Regions from separate parts of the Homo sapiens genome. Here region 2 is linked to region 1. The links are chromatin loops, found by intact Hi-C in ENCODE. Cell type or tissue: Calu3. All regions are shown on one strand.

What was found. Hi-C counts contacts between places; a loop is a spot of excess contacts. Peaks named below come from ENCODE experiments on the same cell type or tissue, not always from the same donor. Only the 100,000 strongest peaks of a DNase experiment are listed, where the experiment ranks them.
Region 2: it touches region 1 in a loop (15-fold over the local background); 8 of 110 quality-filtered maps call a loop at or near these places.

What each region holds. Positions count from the first base shown.
Region 1 is chr11:128,447,397-128,449,896 of GRCh38, reverse strand. The region is part of intron 1 of LOC124902789 (a long non-coding RNA gene); the gene reads right to left. Among named protein-coding and RNA genes, the nearest start is that of MIR6090, 74 kb to the left of the region's middle. RefSeq lists an enhancer at 432-1,631. In Calu3, no CTCF peak of the experiment used is centred here; a DNase peak (open chromatin) is centred at 1,196.
Region 2 is chr11:128,209,602-128,212,101 of GRCh38, reverse strand. LINC02098 (long intergenic non-protein coding RNA 2098) reads right to left here. Exons shown (of 4, transcript NR_146647.1): 2 at 383-464. Among named protein-coding and RNA genes, the nearest start is that of LINC02098, 2.1 kb to the right of the region's middle. RefSeq lists an enhancer at 1,254-1,755. In Calu3, no CTCF peak of the experiment used is centred here; a DNase peak (open chromatin) is centred at 1,411.

The sequences.
Region 1 (2,500 bases):
CCAGGGTAGAACTTGACATATAGTAAGCAATGCTCAAGAAGTGTTTGACTTCTCCACTCTCCCCTTGCTTCTGCTGGGAAGCTAGGGAAGAGCTGTGGGCTCAAGATGGAGCCCATTCTTGGCAAAAGCCTGCTGGTGGGCCCAGGGAGCTTCCCTCATGACTGAGAAGGTCAGCCTGGATTTTCTAACACATCACTAATGGCCTGTTCTTGGCTCTAAGAGGAGAGGACTGTGTGTGTATGTATTTAAAACCACTTTGGGTAGGCCTTCCTGGTGGCTTCCTAACCAGTATGAAACAAACGGTTATATGTTGGTTTCAGTCCAGTTCCCAGCAGACAATCTTTTTTCAAAAAAACGTATGTGTCAGAAGGTATCACACAACAGGGCCACAACTGGCAGGAAGTAGCCCCCCATTATGCAACTGAGCCAAAGTTCTCAGAAGTGAATGAGCCATGGAAAATTAGAACCCCCCACTGAGCCTGGAGCTTGGTCTCTGCCAGAACATTTGGACAGCCAAGCTATGCTATAAAGAAGGAAAAAAGCAATGTGTATGTATCAGAGGGATGGGGTTCAGTTCTTCTAGTTCCTTTCCCAGGCTCCCATTTTGCACACAAGGATACAAGAAGGATGCTGAAGACATCCTAGTGTGAGAGCCTCAATCTTCCTCTCTACCAACTCTGATCCATATTGCTGCTCAAACTGGGATTCATATTCTCTGGACAAAGCCACATGCAGGCTCTGAGAGAGCACTGACCAGCTTGTATATATGGAGGTCATTACGTGTCAGACTCCCCATTCTCAGCAGTGCTTCAGGCTCCAGCCTTAATCCTAGATCCACTACCCCCTTGCAGTTGGTCCTGGGAGAGATTTTTGGGAGTCAGAGACTCCATTCCAAGCTGAAAGAACTTGATCAATGAATGTTTCCTTCACAGTTGTAAACTGGGAGATGAAGGAAAACAAATGAAGCTGTTAAAGGCCAGGGCTCAGAGTACATTTTCGGAATGGAAAGAGACTATATATAAAGAAATAGCAAAGGAGGAGTGAGCTGGTCTGACTGCAGGGTCTTACCTGAACACAATTCACAGGGAAAACTGCTGTGGCCCATTGCTCCCTGAGCAACCTCATGGGTGTGCTCTCCCACAGCCCATTCCAAACAGGTGACCAACCTGTGAGTCAGGCTTGCCTGGGCTGGAGGCAGCTGATACAGGGAATTCACCATTTCCATTCCCGTAACCTGAAAGCGTTGAACTTTGGTCTCTGAGGTTTCACTCCGACAGGGGACAAAACAACCCTTGTTTTTATAACTTGCCTACAGGTTATAAGGAAGGAACACTTTTCTTCCCTCTCCCACCGGCTGCCATACTTGGTCTTAGGTTTGTTTTTTTTTTTTTTTTTTTTCCTCTGAGCCACCCACCTCTTTCCTTGTCTCAGGTCAGACTTTCTTGGGTTTCAGATTAACTGTGCTTGATTTGTGACTCTGACATTTGGATAATTCACTTTCCCATTTTAATAGTTAACTCCCAGAGTCCAATGTGCCAATTCCTATGCTCGTAGACAGTAATGTATTTCTGGGATTCTTCTATCCTACCAAGCATTCTTTACTCTCTGAATTTCAGAAATCCGTCTTGAGGGCTTAATTCTCTTAGAATCAAAATACCGACTTCAGAAGCAGGCAGACCTAAGATCAAGTTGAGGGTCCTTGGACACATAACCATAAGTCTGAATCACTGTTTTCTCTTTTGCAAATGGGATAATACCTACTTGATAGAGTTGTTATATTGTTTAAATAGAATCATGTAATAAAGTGACTTTTAAAGGACCTGATACATGGCAAATGCCCAATAAATATTTGTTTCCTCTCCTTTATCCATTCTACAAGGTAGAGAGTCCCCCTTAAATTGTTTCATTAAATATTAGTTTTATGTATTTTTAAAAGGTTATATATATTGAAAATTTAGATAACATGAAAATATTCAGAAGCCAATTAGAAAACTACCTGATATTCTTCACTATTGAAATTTTAGTATAAATCTTTTCAGCATTTAATTATGTACACATATATTTGATACCAAACATGATTTTTATAGAGGTAAAATTGATATACAGTGATATGCACAGATTTTGAGCAGTTTGATGAATTTTAATAGGTACATTTGTGTAAGCAATACCCCAGAAAATTCCAATATCCACACCCTACCGTCAATCACTATTCTGATTTCTATTGGCATAGTTTTGCCTGTTCTTGAACTTTATAATTTATGGGCATTGGGTATAGTACTGAAAGGTTTTGCCTCAATAGTAAAGCAAAATTAGCCCGAGAGTAAATGCTGTTCTGTTCCTGCCAAATAAAGCTTAAAGGCAAGACTCGAAAGGGTCAAACTATTTCCAAGTAACTTAACTCAAGAGTATTTTTAGGAATACAAAAATATCCACCCAGTCCACAATGTCTGGCATCCAATAAAGAATTACCAGGCATACTAAGAAGCAGGAAAATATGACC
Region 2 (2,500 bases), 240 kb after region 1:
GCAAAATGATTGCTATTGCTAGTACTGGGCTGAGCAGCCATGTTTCACACACACAATTTTGTCATTCTACTCTGCCTTCCTCTTCCTCCTGCCAGTAGTCTCCTCTCTCCCCGAGAAAATGAAAACTGACTGATTTTGCTACCATACGGTAAACCAAGCTAGCGTCTGGAATGAGGACAGATGATTATGGATGGAGTATACAAAATCATGAGGAACAGAAGTTGCTACGTTCTATTCTGGATTCCTACTGTGAGCAAAGGCATTCAATTCTCCAAAATTAGGGTGAACAGCCACATCCTTTGGTTTCTGGAGCCCTCTAGGAACTCTGGCACAATCAAACTAATACATTAGACTTGAATTCACATATGGTTCAAATATGTACCTTTCTCTGTCCAAATATAAAGCATCCAAGAATGAAAAAGATCTTTTGCTTCCAACAGCAACTGGTAGAATTTGTTCCCTCTCTAAATATAGTTTCATTTTTGAAATAAAACCAAGAGATTAACAAACAGATTATGATATTTGTACAGAAAAAGTGAAATGCAGTGTCTTAGATTTGATGCTGAAGTGGGACATCGGCTTTCTTCTTGGAAGTGTGACTCTTCATTGTATATGGTTGCGAATACTCTTCCAGCTGGCATTTTATACCCTGATGTTACTCATTTTTTATTGGGGAGCAGGAATTTGGGTTATGAGGCAAATAAGTTCTTAATGCCTAGAAACAGATTGAAATACAGTGTTATAGATCTTACAACATTTTCCTACAGAGATTAAAAATATTCAGAGATTCCTGAGTTTTAGTCACATGAAATTTTGTGCTTACGCCTTTTTCTCAATTTTGCACATATAATCCAAAGAATAAATGAATGACTCTAAATTAATGTCTCTAAAAGGTTGCTAGACATAGTACCTCATTGGATCTCGATGTTAACCCTATGATGCACATTAGGCTGAAAAAACTAAAGCTACAATAGAGAGTTTTGTGATTTCCCAACATCAATTAACTAGTGATCAGCAGAGTAGGATCTTAAATCTATGTTTTTTTGTCTCTAAATGTCATGTCTTTTGATTAAGATTTTTAGCCATATAGATTATGAAAAAGAAAAGTTAAACAATGGAACCACTCTATTTCTTATTTATGATTTGATAAAGATTGGCTCTCCTGGAATTTAATTCTCAGTGTCTAAATTTAATATCAAGTTTTCTAATAAAGTTTTATTTTTATATCTGTGGAATGCATGTCTGCCATAAATGTTGAGCAATTTCCACACTGTTGTAAGTAATGAATGTGAAATTCAAGTGCTTCTGTGATTTATGCCAGGTTGTTGGCATTCAACCATGACTCACAACTCCAAGCCAGCAGTTCTAAATCTCTCCAGTCCCACCTTTCAGTTGGGGAGTTCCCAGGGTTAATGGTCTTTGGAGCCAATATGCTCCCTGAGTTAGCTTTGAAGGTGATTCATTGCTCTGGTATGAAGTTTGAGGACGAGCCAGTTTAGGTGGATTCCATTCAGCACCCAGTTCAACAGACAACACAAGACTGATTCAAACCCTGGCTCTCCCACCTAAATAAATGTTACAAAATCAACACACATTCACTTTACAATAATTTGATTTGCATTTTTAATTCAGTCACCAGTTGTCTACATTGGACAATGTGGAAAAGAAAAGTTGACTTGCTTATTACTGTCGGCTTATGCTGGCAGGAGGGTTAATCTTTGCCCAGAAAGTGTACATGTCACAGCTGAGTCAGTCTATCTGTCTAGAACACTCCTCAACACTTACGCTGTTACTTGTCTGAAGAAGTCTGTTTTTCATCCTCTGTTTTGATGAATGCCCATATTTTTACTCAAACTTGAGCCTTTTTTCAACCAGTAAAAATAAACCTTCTTGTCCTAAATAAAAAAGACCACCTCAAAAGGTGGTTCAAAAGGCATCTTGGAAATCAAGTAGCACTTACGCAGCATGATTTGCTTGTATTACTGTAAGTGACAATGACTCAAAATCATATGGATTAAATTTTCTTACAAATAAATACAGGGTCACTAATATAGAGTTTGGTTTGTATTTTGCCAATACTACAGCAACTTAATAAGGAGTCGTAGCCTTTCTTGAACCAGAAGGATCTGCTGTTCAACAGTAGAAAGTAAAATGGATCACAAATATGTAATGTTCCAATAGATATCAAGGCATTCTAAAGTCTTTTTTAAAATTAGGCTAGCTGTTGATTTTGGTTATAGTTAAAAATTTGCAAATGCTGTAATTTTTAAGTTAACATAAACAAATACTATTGTGGTTAATTAAAACATTTCTTTTTTCATTAAAAGGCATTGCCAGTAATGAAACTAGGGACAAATATTTAAGACGAAAAGGGACAAGGAGCAAGTCACTGACAAAGCAAAACAAGAATTGAAAATTTCTTCTTCCAAGCCCCTTACTCATTTTTTGCCTTCCAACTTCATCTAGTGATTAAAGATAACATAATATTAACAGTAACACA